2 separate regions of the Mus musculus genome follow, and region 1 is linked to region 2. The links are chromatin loops, found by intact Hi-C in ENCODE. Cell type or tissue: left cerebral cortex. All regions are shown on one strand.

What was found. Hi-C counts contacts between places; a loop is a spot of excess contacts. Peaks named below come from ENCODE experiments on the same cell type or tissue, not always from the same donor. Only the 100,000 strongest peaks of a DNase experiment are listed, where the experiment ranks them.
Region 1: it touches region 2 in a loop (7-fold over the local background); 28 of 42 quality-filtered maps call a loop at or near these places.

What each region holds. Positions count from the first base shown.
Region 1 is chr3:103,435,483-103,443,482 of GRCm38, reverse strand. No RefSeq gene overlaps it. Among named protein-coding and RNA genes, the nearest start is that of Gm25199, 6.3 kb to the left of the region's middle. In left cerebral cortex, a CTCF peak has its summit at 4,281; a DNase peak (open chromatin) is centred at 4,294.
Region 2 is chr3:103,734,901-103,742,900 of GRCm38, reverse strand. Olfml3 (olfactomedin-like 3) reads left to right here and starts at 4,900. Exons shown (of 3, transcript NM_133859.2): 1 at 4,900-5,079; 2 at 5,664-5,949; 3 at 6,238-7,507. The coding sequence starts at 4,966. The coding sequence ends at 7,058. Hipk1 (homeodomain interacting protein kinase 1) reads left to right here. Exons shown (of 16, transcript NM_010432.2): 16 at 1-3,086. In left cerebral cortex, CTCF peaks have their summits at 4,417 (motif pointing right) and 5,039 (motif pointing left); DNase peaks (open chromatin) are centred at 4,731, 4,991, 5,650, 7,865 and 1 more place; H3K4me3 peaks cover 1,451 bases; H3K27ac peaks cover 3,105 bases.

The DNA of each region.
Region 1 (8,000 bases), 300 kb after region 2:
CAAGTCATAAAACCTGGCTCAGTGAGCAGCTGGACGCTGCCAGGGGGGACGGTCTGCCGCCATCACATTCTGTCAGCTCAGAGTGCCTAGGGCTGGAAATGGTTAGAAAGGTCCCACAGGTCTTTACTCCAACCTGTAGACCTGAATGGCAGATTATTTGTTGAGAGGAAACCATGGAGAAGTACGTGAGGAGGGGAAGGGCTGAGTGTTAAATCTGGAAGAAATGATGCTTTAGAGCTGCCCCGCTGGTCCACATGTAAGAAGCCGTCCTGGCAGCGAGCAAGCAAACGGAGGGCTGAAGTGACTCCATTGCTAAGGCAAAGGTGTGCTATATAAGCATGAAGACTTGAAACCAGAGTCCCAGCACTCATATAAAAAGGCAGGCTTAGTGGCCAGCAGCTTTATTCCCAGTGCTGAGGAGACAAAGACTTGTGAGTCCTAGAGCTTGCTGGCCGGCCAGCCCAGTGGAATTGGTGAGAGACCATGTCTGCAGAATAAAGTGAAGAATAACTAAGGAAAACACCTGACATCAAACACACACAGACAGACAGACACAGAGAGATAGAGACAGACAGAGACAGAGAGACAGAGAGAGAACAAACTGAACAATCAGCTGCCCTTTTTATACTCACAAGGAAATGAGGTCACTGCAAACTATTCCTCTAAAGTAAGAGAGGCAGGTGGATCTAACACAAAGAAGCAAACAGTGTTGAGCGCCAGACCCCTGCAGCAGCCGATCCAGGTCACCGAAACCTGACCTGTATTTGACAGATTCCTGGAAGCTCAGTAGCCACTTGGAATGAAAGACTCCAGGGAACGTGGGCATAGGGGACCTGTGCTTTTGTGAACTCAACCCAGTTCTCACCATCAACACCAAGAAAATTCTCTGTGTGTTTCTGACAATTGAAAGGGGAAGGAAACTCATTTGGAAACATTCCAAAGTGCTCTCTTAATGTGGTCTAATCTCAGGAGAAACTAGTTAACCAAAATCCAACTGGCTGGAGTTTCATCAAAAACCAACAGGCTTGAGGGACTAGAAATACTCAACTCCAGCTCTTTAGCCTTCCTATCGAACTGAAGGTCAAGAACAAGATGCACAAGAGACACCTCAGGACTCTAAAAGACAGAGTGCTACCCCGAAGGGCTGTGAGATTGACTAGGAAGAGAGTGGTGTTACTGAGGATGGAACCCAAGCCTAGGCTACATGAGACCTTGTCTCAAAGATGTTTTTAAAAGAACATAATTTGAAGAAAGCCAGTAAGCCTCAATACCAAACATGACAGGGGTTTTGGAATCATCAAACAGGGATCATTAAATGACTAAGATTCTAAGGCTCCGGTCTAAAGGGTAAGGTGACAGCCAGCATGAAAAGCCAGAGACCAGGAACACTGCAGCAGCAGTGCAGAATGTCCTTGATGGTCAGCCCTTCAGTGGACTGGACACAGGGAGGAACATTGTCCTCAAGCCTGAGAGAATCTCAGCAGAAGCCAACCCGAAACAGAGAGAACAAAGAGCGCAGTGACCAGAAAGGGAAGGGCATCTGCAAGAGGGAAGACCAGAAAGCCAAGAACAGCAGAGAGGAGGGAAAATGTCTGAAGCAAGAGTGGCTCAGACTTTCCCCCAAATTATTGTCAGAAAGCAAACTCCAGTTCTGGGAAACTCAGAGAACATCAAGCAGGAGAAATGCAAAACCAAGAAGTAAGCAAGCGAACACTATACCCGGGCTTATCATTTTCAGACAACAGAAAATCAAAGATGGAGAGGAAAATGTTGAAAGGAGAGGGGGAAATGGCGTGCACTCAGGATCAAAGCCAGGAGACATCCAAGTCTCCAGAAACTCTATAAACAAAAGGACGACATGATGACGGGCTTAATGCATTGAGAAAAGACAGACACCACCAATCTACTGCTCTCTACCCTGTGAAACTTAATTCTCTTTAGAACTAATTTCTCAGGCAAACAGAAACATGGGGAATGTGTTGTCAGATCTGCCTTGCACTAAACACGCTAAGAGTTCTTCAGAGAGAAGAAAATATACAGAGAAGAAACTCAGATCTACATGAGCCTTGAGGACAGGATAAATAGACGCAAAGCAAAGTCATTGTTCTCATTCTGAATTGTCTTAAAATTGAAGTTTGTTCAAAATATTAAGAGCAGCATTGCATTCAATTGCTATTTCAACATTCAATATTAAATTCAATATTAATATACTCAATTGCATATATATGCATTGCTTATGTATATTGAATATATATATATATACACACACATGCATATATTTATATGTATACTTACGTATGTACACAATGACACAAGTGCCAGAGAAAGCCTCACAAGATGACCCATGACCTGTGGTCCCAAAACTCAGCAAGCAGGCATAGGAGAGAATTCAGAGTTTAAGACCAGTCTCAGATTCATAGCAAAACCCTCTCTGGAAACAATAAAGGCTAAAGATATAGCTCCTGTTACGAGTGTTTGCCCAGCGCTACAAGGCCCTAGATCAATGCCAGCACTGCAAATAAATAAATAACAACAAAAGGATAATTTATGGATAAAGATGTATATGTTTCAAAAGAAACGATTACGTTAGATAGGATTTAATGCAAATGTGCCCAACCTGAGGGTGAACTAACATGAGGCAAAAATCTGGTAGACTGCAAGAAGAAATAGACCCACCCAGCTGGATGAGTAGAGATTTCAGCACCTTCTCTTCAGAAATGAGCAGATCAAGCAAGGCAGAGAGTGAGAAAGGGCACAGCTGAGCTCACTGATACTGTGTTAGCCAACGTGAACGGGCAGCTCTAGGTCTCCTGACCAGGTCCATGAGCATCTCACATGCTTCTGCAACGTTTGCTGAAATGGACCACATTATGAGCATAACTTAACATGCATAACTTACATATCTACATAATAATAATAATAATAATAATAATAATAATACATGACTTAGCAAATCTAAGGGTACAGAGTGTGTCCTCAGACCACAGGGAAGTTAAGTTAAAACTCAGTAACATGAAAATAGAGAGATAGCTCAGTGGGTAGGGCATCTGCTGAACAAGACTGACTAGGTTCCCCGGTGTCCAGGGGAAAGCTGGGTGTGGTGACACACAGCTGTACCTAGCACTGGGGAGCAGAGACAAGTGGGGTCCCACTTGTGAAACACAGCAAGCTCCAGGTGCAGTACTAGACCCAGTTTCAAAATAGGAAGACGTGCCCATGCGGCTGAGCATACACACATACAGCTTTTGTACACACTCAGTCAATAAATCCATAACAGAAAGACAGTTAGACAAAACTCCAAATACGGATACAATGCACAGTAAAATGGTTTTCCCACGGTGAGGCCTAACCATCACACCTGAGCTGTCCAGACCCCCGACAGTTCCCAGAATAAGGAAACCTCAACTGCATGGTGTGTGGTAGTGGAGGGCTACATTAGAGATTGCCCCTAAAATAATATTAATTTTTTAAAAAGAATCACCAAACATTATGAATTGTATGCCCACAAGAGTGCTAACCTACATGAAATATAAATCTTGAAAAATAAATCTACCAAAATTAAATCAAGAATAAAAAATAAATCCACTATCTGGACTTTTCAGTACTGAGGACTGAACTCAGAAACCCACATCCCAGACAGGTACTCTTCTGCTGGGCTGTGTCCCCAGGCCACCAACTCTTCAAAAATCAGTTTTACACACACACACACACACACACACACACGCACACACACACACACACAAACACAGTCAGCACCACTTCTGCCAGGATTACTTCATCTCTGGTTATAATATGATTAAATGATGATGGTGGTGGTGGTGGTGGTGGTGGTGGTGGTGATGGTGATGAAGATAGGTAAAGTAGCCACAGAACGCAGTACACAAGGCCCTTTGTTAATCACCCGTGCCCTGACCCCTGGCAAGACCACATTTCAGGCAAGTAATTTAACCTCTGCCAGTCTCAGAATCCCTATCTGCCCACTGGAAACTATTGTACCCCTATTGTTTGTTTGGAGTATTGAGAATAGTGTGTAAACCATTCAGGACCCAAACAAGTGTTGTCAGTACAGGCTTTCAATCATAAGACTAGAAGACCTGGTTTTTGCTGCCCCGCTTCTTACTTTTAGAGCTACCTGCATTTGTATAACAAGGATTTATTTTTATTTTTATTTTAAATGGCAGATGAAATGCATTGACCTTCAGGAAGATGGATATTAAACTAAGTCATTATGCAAGAGCGGAAGGTTCTCTTAGGCCTAGGGCTCAAGTGAGGGCTGGAGTGCCCCCTGTGGGCAGAGTTTGGTAAGTGTTGGAACCTGGGGACTGCTAGAAAGAGCCACAGAGGGCCGGAAGACAGCTCAGCACGCTTCTCCACTCAGTTTATATTCTCAGAGGAAAGCGAGCCTACTCGGGCATGCGCAGTTCGTGCTAACGTCACGCGGTGCCCCTTACTCCGCCACTCTGTCTATGCAGCCTCATGCTCTCTTTCCAATGGCAGGTACAGGTCACAGCCCAGCATGGAAGTCAACAGACTTCTATGGTGATGTCAGCTGAACAGCACAGTGATGCCACACTGAGTACTGAGTGACTACCAGAGAGATTCCTGTTCCCAAAGTAAGTGTGGTGGCAAAATAGCTATATTCAATACATCGCCTCTAATGACATCTCTATAGTGGAATACCATAAACCACTAAAAATAACGGCCCCAATTTATATTTTTTGTATATTCATTTTCTCATGTATGTGTTGTTAGTTTTGGTTTTTTCTGCAATCTTGCTGGGTAGCCCACGATGGCTGTGAACCCGGAACTCCCCTGCCTCTCAGTCCTGCACTGGGATTACAGGCGTGAACCATTTGTCTAACTCTCAGCATCTATTCTTTTGAAAAGATAATCATGACACATTAGAAGTAATCAATTAAAAACCACAAAGCAGGGAGCTGGAGAAATGGCTCAGTGGTTAAGACCACTGACTGCTTGCTCTTCCAAAGGTCCTGAGTTCAATTCCCAGCACCACATGGTGGCTCACAACCATCTGTAATGAGATCTGATGCCTTCTTCTCTCATGCAAGCACACATACAAATAGAGCACTCATATAAATAAATGAATAAACAAATAAATACTTTCTTAAAAACCACAAAGTAGGGCTGGAGAGATGGCTCAGCAGTTAAGAGCACTGTACTGGCTAGTTTTGTGTCAACTTGACACAAGCTGGAGTTATCACAGAGAAAGGAGCTTCAGTTGAGGAAATGCCTCCATGAGATCCAGCTGTAAGGCATTTTCTCAATTAGTGATCAAGGGGGGAGGTCCCCTTGTGGGTGATGCCATCCCTGGGCTGGTAGTCTTGGTTCTATTAAGAGAGCAGGCTGAGCAAGCCAGGGGAAGCAAGCCAGTAAGAAACACCCCTCCATGGTCTCTGCATCAGCTCCTGCTTCCTGACCTGTTTGAGTTCCAGTCCTGACTTTCTTTGGTGATAACAGCAGTGTGGAAATGTAAGCTGAATAAACCCTTCCCTCCCCAACTTGCTTTTTGGTCATGATGTTTGTACAGGAATAGAAACCCTGACTAAGACAAGCACTGACTGCTCTTTTTTTTTTTTTTTTTTGACTGCTCTTCTGAAGGTCCTGAGTTCAAATCCCAGCAACCACATGGTGACTCACAACCATCTATAACGAGATCTGACACCCTCTTATGGTTTGTGTGAAGACAGCTACAGCGTGCTTACATATAACAATAAATAAATCTTAAAAAAATAAACCCACAAAGTACAGCTTCATTTTCAAAACATTTGTGAATGTGGGTCAGGACACACATGCACACACAAAGCCGGAAGGGTTTACAGAAACCCATCAGGCAGGCTTTCGGATGAAGGGCAGGATTTTCATTTTCTCCTATAAATCTTTCATAGATAATAATAATACTTGGCACGCACTGTTTTAAAGTCAGAAGGAAAAAGGCATATTCTGGGGAATCTATCCTACAACAGTGTCAAGTAAGCAATGACCTGTGTAGTCCCAGGCTATCTCCTTCCCTGTACCTCCCAGGGGCTCCTCTGTGACATAAATTACAGCTGGCTGTAACTGACCCAGCCAGTGCAGGAGTATCGATTTCAAATAGCGGTCAAACATAACAGCCAGCACTCATCATGTAGGTTTATGTGTCTCTTCTGCTGAAAACTGCTAGGATTGCCAAGCGACCTCCCGTCAGTGAAACCCTGAGAACTGCTGCCTCAAGCCCCAACAGCAAGGTTCCATGCCCTGACCTTGCCCTCAGAGAATCACATCGACCAGGACATCACTACATCAGGATGAGGAGAGCAAGCCCGAAGCAGCAGTGATGGAGACATCTTGGCTGGGGCTGGGGGAAGGGAAGCTTACAATCTCCTCACCAAGCCAGAGCTGGGGGCACAGTATCCTCCGAGCTTATGTATCAGTACTAAGTAGCCACTTCCTCATGCTGTCAGGTTTAATGACCAATATGGAATTTGGAGCAGGGGTAGAAAATACCAGGTATCGTGTTTTAGAGACAGAGTGTACCAGTCAGTCCAGAGGCCAGGAGCAGTCTAAATTCTCTTACTTCAAATCTCTTGTCTCCTCAAATTAGTATTAATATATCTTTTAAAACTAGGAATCTTGACACATAGTCATCCAAGCACTCTGGAGGCTACAGCAGGTTTGGAGGCAGTTGAAGGCCTAAGCTATGTATTGAGTCCTGAGCCACCTGGACTACATAATAAGACCCTGTTTCAATACACACACACACACACACACACAATTACTTGACATCATAATAAAGTATTTGGGAGACAACATGAAATTTTAAAATGTCTACCCAACACATGGCACACGGGAGTGGTTCAATTAATGTTTACCCTTTTATCGAAGACTATTTTTAATGGTTATTAAGCAAAAAGAAGAGGGACAGTCTATTGTGAGCCCTTAAGTGCCAGATACTATCCTGGATGCATGCACACATTGTGTCCTTACAGCTCAGCATCCCTGTGTAGGTAGTCATTGCTCAAGAGACATCTATGGGGTCTAAGTGACTTGTCTGAGACCAGGGCGACAGTGACAGAGCAGTGCTTGCTCTGAAAACTCATCTGTGTGAGCCATATTTAGGTGGAGTCTGGGATTCTGTCATTTTCTGGGGGATAGGTGCCACACCTCTAAATAGGTGTGATCAAAGTTCAAGCTTACTTTCACCATAGAGTGCTCTCCCGTTGCTCAGCTGGGGACTGGAACTGAGCGAATCACGCAGTACTAAGAGGAGCTCCCACGAGCTGAGGGGCACAGTGCAGCTTACTCTGCATCATGCTAACTGTATAGTATAGATTATTGTCTTAACTTTGCCTCTGTCCCTGTGACCAAACACCATGACCAAAAGCAACTTGAGGACAAAAGAGTTTATTTCAGCTTCCGGTTCCCAGCATGAAGGGAAGTCAGAGCAGGAACCCAAGGCAGGGACCTGGAGGCAGGCACCAAAACAGAGGCTCTGGAGGGGTGCTACGTACTGTCTTGCTCTCTGTGGCTTGCTCAGCCTGCTTTCTCATACACTGAGGACCACCTGCCCAGAGCTATACTGCCTACAATAAGCTGTGACGTCTCATGTAATCGTTAATCAAGAAAATGTCCTGCAGACTCACATACATGCAATCTGACGGAGGCACTTTCTCAGCCGAGGTTACCTCTTCACAGATATGTCTAGGTTTGTTTCAATTCGACAAAAAAACAACCAGCACCGTCACATGCAGCCCAAAGGCCAAGGCTTAGACACACCTGCCTGGACAGTCCCTGCTCACTGGGCTAAGGAGGAAAGATCCAGATCTCTTCCCATCTCCTGAGGCCTGGAGAGAGTGGGAGAGGAAGAGCAGACCCTGTGGCTTGGCCATAAGAAAGGGAGCCCCTAGCAAGGTGAAGGTAGACAGCAGGGTCAGAGGTCAGGGAAGGGAGCTCTGTACTGGGAAGGGACGTCCCAGCCAGTGGCGTCAAGAATCTGAAGGGTG
Region 2 (8,000 bases):
CTTATGTAATAAGTGCATGTAGGAATTGCAGAAAATATTTTAAAAGTTTATTACTGAATTTAAAAATATTTTAGAAGTTTTGTAATGGTGGTGTTTTAATATTTTGCATAATTAAATATGTACATATTGATTAGAAGAAATATAACAATTTTTCCTCTAACCCAAAATGTTATTTGTAATCAAATGTGTAGTGATTACACTTGAATTGTGTATTTAGTGTGTATCTGATCCTCCAGTGTTACCCCGGAGATGGATTATGTCTCCATTGTATTTAAACCAAAATGAACTGATACTTGTTGGAATGTATGTGAACTAATTGCAATTCTATTAGAGCATATTACTGTAGTGCTGAGAGAGCAGGGGCATTGCCTGCAGAGAGGAGACCTTGGGATTGTTTTGCACAGGTGTGTCTGGTGAGGAGTTGTTCAGTGTGTGTCTTTTCCTTCCCCCTCTCCTCTCTCCCCTTATTGTAGTGCCTTATATGATAATGTAGTGGTTAATAGAGTTTACAGTGAGCTTGCCTTAGGATGACCAGCAAGCCCCAGTGACCCCAAGCTGTTCGCTGGGATTTAACAGAGCAGGTTGAGTAGCTGTGTTGTGTAAATGCGTTCGTGTTCTCAGTCTCCCTACCGACAGTGACAAGTCAAAGCCGCAGCTTTCCTCCTTAACTGCCACCTCTGTCCCGTTCCATTTTGGATCTTCAGCTCAGTTCTCACAGAAGCATTCCCTAACGTGGCTCTCTCACTGTGCCTTGCTACCTGGCTTCTGTGAGAGTTCAGGAAGCAGGCGAGAAGAGTGACGCCAGTGCTAAATATGCATATTTGAAGGTTTGTGCATCACTTAGGATGGGATTCCTTTTCTCTCCTCCATGTGATATGATAGTCCTTTCTGCATAGCTGTCGTTCCTGGTAAACTTTGCTTGGCTTTTTTTTTTTGTTTGTTTTTTGTTTTTTTTTTAAAGCATGTAACAGATGTGTTTATACCAAAGAGCCTGTTGTATTGCTTAATATGTCCCCATACTACGAGAAGGGTTTTGTAGAACTACTGGTGACAAGAAGCTCACAGAAAGGTTTCTTAATTAGTGACGAATATGAAAAAGAAAGCAAAACCTCTTGAATCTGAACAATTCCTGAGGTTTCTTTGGGACAACATGTTGTTCTTGGGGCCCTTCACACTGTAAAATTGTCCTAGTATTCAACCCCTCCATGGATTTGGGTCAAGTTGAAGGTACTAGGGGTGGGGACATTCTTGCCCGTGAGGGATTTGTGGGGAGAAGGTTAACCCTAAGCTACAGATGTGGTCCACCTGAATTAAATTATATCAGAGTGGTAATTCTAGGATTGGTTCTGTGTAGGTGGTGTCAGGGAGGTGCAGGATGGAGATGGGAGATTTCATGGAACCCGGTCAGGAAAGCTCTGAACCAGGTGGAACACCGAGGGGCTGTCAACGAACTTGGAGTTTCTTCATCATGGGGAGGAAGAGTTTCCAGGGCAGGGCAGGTAGTCAGTTTAGCCTGCCGGCAACGTGGTGTGTGTTGTCTTTTCTTTAATCATTATATTAAGCTGTGCGTTCAGCAGTCTGTTGGTTGAGATAACCACGCATCATTGTGTAGTTTGTCACTAGTGTTATACCGTTTATGTCATTCTGTGTGTGATCTTTGTGTTTCCTTTCCCCCAAGCATTCTGGGTTTTTCCTATTTAAATACAGTTCTAGTTTCTAGGCAAACATTTTTTTTTTTAACCTTTTCTCTATAAGGGACAAGATTTATTGTTTTTATAGGAATGAGATGCAGGGAAAAAACAAACCAACCCTGTCCCCACCTCCTCACCTCCCTAATCCAATAAGCAGTTATTGAAGATGGGAGTCTTAAATTTATGGGAAAAGAGGATGCCTAGGAGTTTGCATCGTTACCTGAGACATCTGGCTAGCAGTGTGACTTTACAGACTTTGAGGTTGTCACTCTGCAAACTGACATTTCAGATTTTCCTAGATAACCCATCTGTGTCTGCTGAATGTGTATGCGCCAGACATAGTTTTACATTCATTCTGGCCTGGGGCTTAACATTGACTGCTTGCCCTGATGGCATGGAGGAGAGCCCTACGAACATAGCGCTGACCTAGGTCAGCATTGCCTGACCTTGGAACAGCTTAAGGCTTTAAACCTTCTCTTAGAACGTGCATTTCCAGTTTCTCCCTTCCCAGGTGAGAGAGGAACTGGAAGGGTTGCATAGGCACACACCAGGACACTTAGTCACTCCAGAGTCCCCAGTTGCAACTAGGAGGTGGTTACCCTGTTAACCCCAGGAAGAAGAACCCCATTTCAAACAGTTCCGGCCATTGAGAGCCTGCTTTTGTGGTTGCTCATCCGTCATCATCCGCTAGAGGGGCTTAGCCAGGCCAGCACAGTACTGGCTGTCCTATTCTGCATTAGTATGCAGGAATTTACTAGTTGAGATGGTTTGTTTTAGGATAGGAGATGAAATTGCCTCTCGGTGACAGGAATGGCCAAGCCTGCTTTGTGTTTTTTTTTAACTGATGGATGGTGCAGCATGTCTCCACGTTTCCATGGTTGTTTGTTGCTAAACTTTATATAATGTGTGGTTTCAATTCAATTCAGCTTGAAAAATAATCTCACTATATGTAGCAGTACATTATATGTACATTATATGTAATGTTAGTATTTCTGCTTTGAATCCTTGATATTGCAATGGAATTCCTACTTTATTAAATGTATTTGATATGCTAGTTCCTGTGTGTGGTTAAACTTTTTTTCTTTCTCCCTTTTCTGGTTGTGTGCTTCCTTTACAACAAGCTTCTAGAAACAGGTAGTTCTGAGAATTACTGATCTATGTTTGTAATGCAGGTGTACTTAGGGAGTATGTAAAATCATTTTAACAAAAGAAATAGCTATTTAAAATTTAATACTAACTATGGGAAAAGGGTCCATTGTGTAAAACATAGTTTATCTTTGGATTCGTTGTTGTCTTTGGTTTTACAAAGTAGCTTGTATTTTCAGTATTTTCTACATAATATGGTAAAAAAGTAGAGCAGTTGCAATGCATCAATAAAATGGGTAAATTTTCTGACTGTGGCTGGTTTCAATTCTGTGTTAGGACATGGAGGGGACTGACATGTGGCCTCTTTGAAGTGCCTAAGCATTCTGTTTGAACATGAGTAGAAAGAACACTGCTACATTAGAACATCTTTGTACACATTTCCATACTGGAAATGAATATAATTTTGTAGGAAGTATTTCCCTGACTCTGACCCCTTGAAAAGGCAGATGGCTTTTGAGATAAACTAATTAACATCATTTCCTAGCACATGACACCAAACATTCAAATCAGCACAGTGAAAATGAAACTTAGGGAAAGATATTTTTGTCTGTCTCCTTAGGCCCTGTTAGAGCTGTCACCTCTTTAGGGACAGCTCTGCGGTAATGCACCTGCTGCTCTTATGGAGGGTCTGGGTTCCATTCCCAGCACCCAGTCAGACCCCTCACAAGTGATTTCTAACTCCAGCTGCAGGGTGCATACCCACACAGACACATAATGAACTCTTAAAAACAAGAAGAACCTCTGATCCAATTTCTCTTGATTCCAAAGTGAACAAAATTTTCTCCTGAAAAGAAACTGGAATTTGTCTAGATTAATCACTGCAGGCCCCTTTGTAAATGCTGCATATTTGACTTCTTCTGATGTATGTTCCTGCCTAGCTCCCCTGTAGCTTTAGCTGGATAGAAAGGAGGAACATGGGCTGGAGAGAAGGCTTAGTAGTTGAGTGTACTGTTCTTTCAGAGGAGAGGGGCTCAGTGCTCAGGAACAATAGGCAGCGCACAATCTCCTAAAATTCAGCTCTGGAAGATCTGACGTCCTCGTCTGGTCCCCACGGATACCTGTATCCCATGCAGATACCTGTATACAGACACATAAAAGCATATGTAACTGAAAAACCAAATTTTTTTTTACTTAATTTTAAAGAAATGAGAGATACTTACAAATGCCCTACTGAACCATAACCAAGAAAGGCGATCAATAGTCTGTTCTCTCCCAGTGATAGGAAGGTCAGAATATATTTGTTTTCCTTTAGACTATGTTGTACATATTTTTTTTTTCAGGTTTCTCCCCTAAATCCATGAATGTAAACTAGCATGTCCTTGCTGCACCCTCCTATTTGGGAAATACCTGGAAAGTCATGTCAAGGATATTTAAGTCAGCTAGCTTAAAACAAAAACAAAAAACCCCACCTCCCATTTCTCAACAACCTCCAGTTTTGTTTCTATTCCTTTCCTTGGGCTAAATCAGAGATTTGGTACTCCATAGGGAGCCCTGTGATTTGGCTTGCTTAGGTTGAGATTCTCCACACGGTGAAGTCCTCGCCTGATTTCTTTGCCATGGGAGATGGCCCCAGAATGCTCAGCACAAGGTGGCGCCAATGAGCTATAGAAAGTTGACTTCCCTTTGCCCCAACCCCCATCCCCTCAAACCTCATCTCCTGTGTTTCTGGCTTCACTGAACAAGGCAGAAAATCCATTCTGTTATTTCTGGAGAAGGGATAGGTTAATGAAGGGTGCTGGGTTCTTACCGAGTCAGCACTGGAAGCCCTCTCCTAAAACGAATGGAGTTTGCTGAGTTTTCCGGGGGTCTCGGCTTCCTGCAACTTGCTCATTTTTCAGAAGGCCTCTGCCTCCAGATTGCCATCTCTCCCCTTTCCGGAGGAGCTCACAAGTCTAAGTTGCTGGTAGTTAAGGCTTCTGGCGACTGTGCAAAGGGGCCATCTGTGTTTGATCAGGCCAGGCGGGAAGGAGGGGGTGGGGGTTGTAAAGAGACTGAAAGCATTCCAGAGTAGTGAGAGACACCAGAGATGGGAAGGAGGAGGCCCCGCCCCCGCCCCGCCCCCAGAGCTAACGGGCTGGAGGGAAAGAGGCCGAATGCACACACTCCTCTGGCCCCACTTAAGGCTGCCATGGGGCCCAGTGCTCCTCTGCTGCTCCTCTTCTTTTTGTCATGGACGGGACCCCTTCAGGGACAGCAGCACCACCTTGTGGAGTACATGGAACGCCGACTAGCTGCCTTAGAGGTGAGGGACTTGTTTCTCTTCTCACCCAGGATGAGTCCACATCTATAGGTGCAACTAGCTGTCAGGGCTCTGGGAGTGACAAGATCGGGTTGTGTAAGAAGTCCTTAATGACGAGTAGCCTCTTAACTACAGACTTTTATTTCCCCAACATAAGACAATTGCCCAGCAAATAAACGCAACACGGCTCCCTCAGATTAGATGGAATAAGGGGGCAGGGGAAATGAGAGTCAGAATCGGGCTGCATCTATGCTGCTATACTGTTCAAGTTTCCCAGGCAATCTGCCTGCAACTTCCTGTCCGTTTCTTCCCCGCACCCCACATCTACTCCCTTTTGGACAATTTGAAGTCTGTAGCATCCTAATTTCCTGGAGGCTCAGATCACTGAGAACGCAAGGTGAAGGACTCTTATTCAGGCAAATTAAGCCAGGTTCCTCGGATGGGATGGTACCACTGACTAGTCTCCTCTGCTGTGGGAGCATGGCTGAGCTGGTCCCTTTCCTGGCCCTGACTCCCTGGCTGGGCCTCTGCTTGTCTGGGAGCTATAAACCTGCAACCCACCCTTCCTGACTCCCCGATCCCTTCAGGAACGGCTGGCCCAATGCCAGGATCAGAGTAGTCGGCATGCTGCCGAGCTTCGGGACTTCAAAAACAAGATGTTGCCTCTCCTGGAGGTGGCAGAGAAGGAGCGGGAGACCCTCAGAACTGAAGCAGACTCCATCTCAGGAAGAGTGGACCGTCTTGAAAGGGAGGTAGACTATCTGGAGACACAGAACCCAGCTTTGCCCTGTGTAGAGCTGGATGAGAAGGTGACTGGAGGTCCTGGAGCCAAAGGCAAGGGCCGAAGAAATGAGAAATACGATATGGTGACGGGTAAGTGATCTCACAGAGGTCCAGACAGTTTCAGAACTCCCCTTTCCTGCTTTTCTTCTTGTCCCAAGCCACCATAGCTCTATCTTTCAGAATGACACATTCATTGAGAGTTTCTAGAGGCCTGTCCTTTATCGGTACTCCATCTCTCAACCCTCCGTGAGTGGACACATGCACGGAAAAGTGTGTCTCTGTTCCCCAGGTGGCCCACTCTGGGGGAAGTTCCTGTTATACACATCTAACTCTTGGCCTCTGTTTCCTTCTCCTGTGCTTTCTCCTCTTCCCCACCAGACTGTAGCTACACAGTCGCTCAGGTGAGGTCAATGAAGATCCTGAAGCGGTTTGGTGGTTCAGTTGGCCTATGGACCAAGGATCCGCTGGGGCCAGCAGAGAAGATCTACGTGTTAGACGGCACCCAGAACGACACGGCTTTTGTCTTCCCAAGGCTGCGTGACTTCACCCTTGCCATGGCTGCCCGGAAAGCTTCCCGAATTCGGGTGCCCTTCCCCTGGGTAGGCACGGGGCAGCTGGTGTACGGTGGCTTCCTTTATTATGCTCGAAGGCCTCCTGGAGGACCTGGAGGGGGTGGTGAATTGGAGAACACTCTGCAGCTGATCAAATTTCACTTGGCAAACCGAACAGTGGTGGATAGCTCAGTGTTCCCTGCAGAGAGCCTGATACCCCCCTACGGCCTGACAGCAGATACATATATCGACCTGGCAGCTGATGAGGAGGGCCTGTGGGCTGTCTATGCCACTCGAGATGATGACAGGCATTTGTGTCTAGCCAAGTTAGACCCACAGACACTTGACACAGAGCAGCAGTGGGACACACCATGTCCCAGAGAGAACGCAGAGGCTGCGTTTGTCATCTGTGGGACCCTGTACGTTGTCTATAACACCCGCCCTGCCAGTAGGGCTCGTATTCAGTGTTCCTTCGATGCCAGTGGTACTCTCGCCCCTGAAAGGGCAGCACTCTCCTATTTTCCACGCCGATATGGTGCCCATGCCAGCCTTCGCTATAACCCCCGTGAGCGCCAGCTGTATGCCTGGGATGATGGCTACCAGATTGTCTACAAATTGGAGATGAAGAAGAAGGAGGAGGAAGTTTAAGCAGCTAGCCTTGTGCTCTTGATTCTTATGCCCAGACATTTATATTCCTGTGAGCTCTCCTGCAGTTCATCCTTCAAAACGAAGGCCAGTGGTGGTAGCTCATATACCCTAATTTCTAAAGGACAACCAAATTCTCAAGCCCCTCTGTTTTATGCAGAACTCCAGATCCTGGGTAGCATTTTAGAACTGAACAGCAAACAAACACCCTAAATCTTCACTCCTGCCTTATGTCCACAAAGTTTAGTTCCAAACTCAGAGCCCTGTCCTTTGGAGAGGGTCAACCCCAGACAGCAGGCGACAGCATTCTTGCCCTCAGTATGACCGAAGGGAGAGAACTCAGAGACAAAGCTGCCCTCCCTCCCTTCCCCCTCCAGTGTAGGGGAGAATGGGGCTTTCCCCACATCACTTTGTATGGTAACAGTTTGCATTAAAAGGAAAACCCACCATTCCTCTCTGGTGTGTTTGGGGTAGCCCTCTGATCAGAGTTCTCGTGGCTCTGCCTTCTTCCTCCTGCCCCAGTCTCTGCTCCTTAGCCACGGCTGGGCTGGGCTGGCCTCCTTTAGCTCCCTCGGGAACTTCTCTAGTTACACATTTTACTGTGGGGCACTGTTGGACAAAGGCCTCCCCCTCCACACTCATGTGCTCCACAGCAGCCGCAGAGAACCAGCAATGGCACTCAGCCTCTGACTGCTGGACACTGGAGCCCAGCCAGAGCCAGGGCTTCCCATTCCACCTCTTGGTGGATTTTGAACCAGAAAGTGACTCTTACTAGCTGTGGAATCTAGTGTAGAAACCAGCGTGCGGTATCTATGTGTGTCTAGCCTCACCTCTGAAGTGGATTCTGTCTCTGAGCCCAAGTCCCCACTCCCACCTCCAGCACTGGGGCTTCCTGGGTCTGGGTTGCACAATCCTTGGTCTGAGCCGCTCCGATTTTCCTGCTGC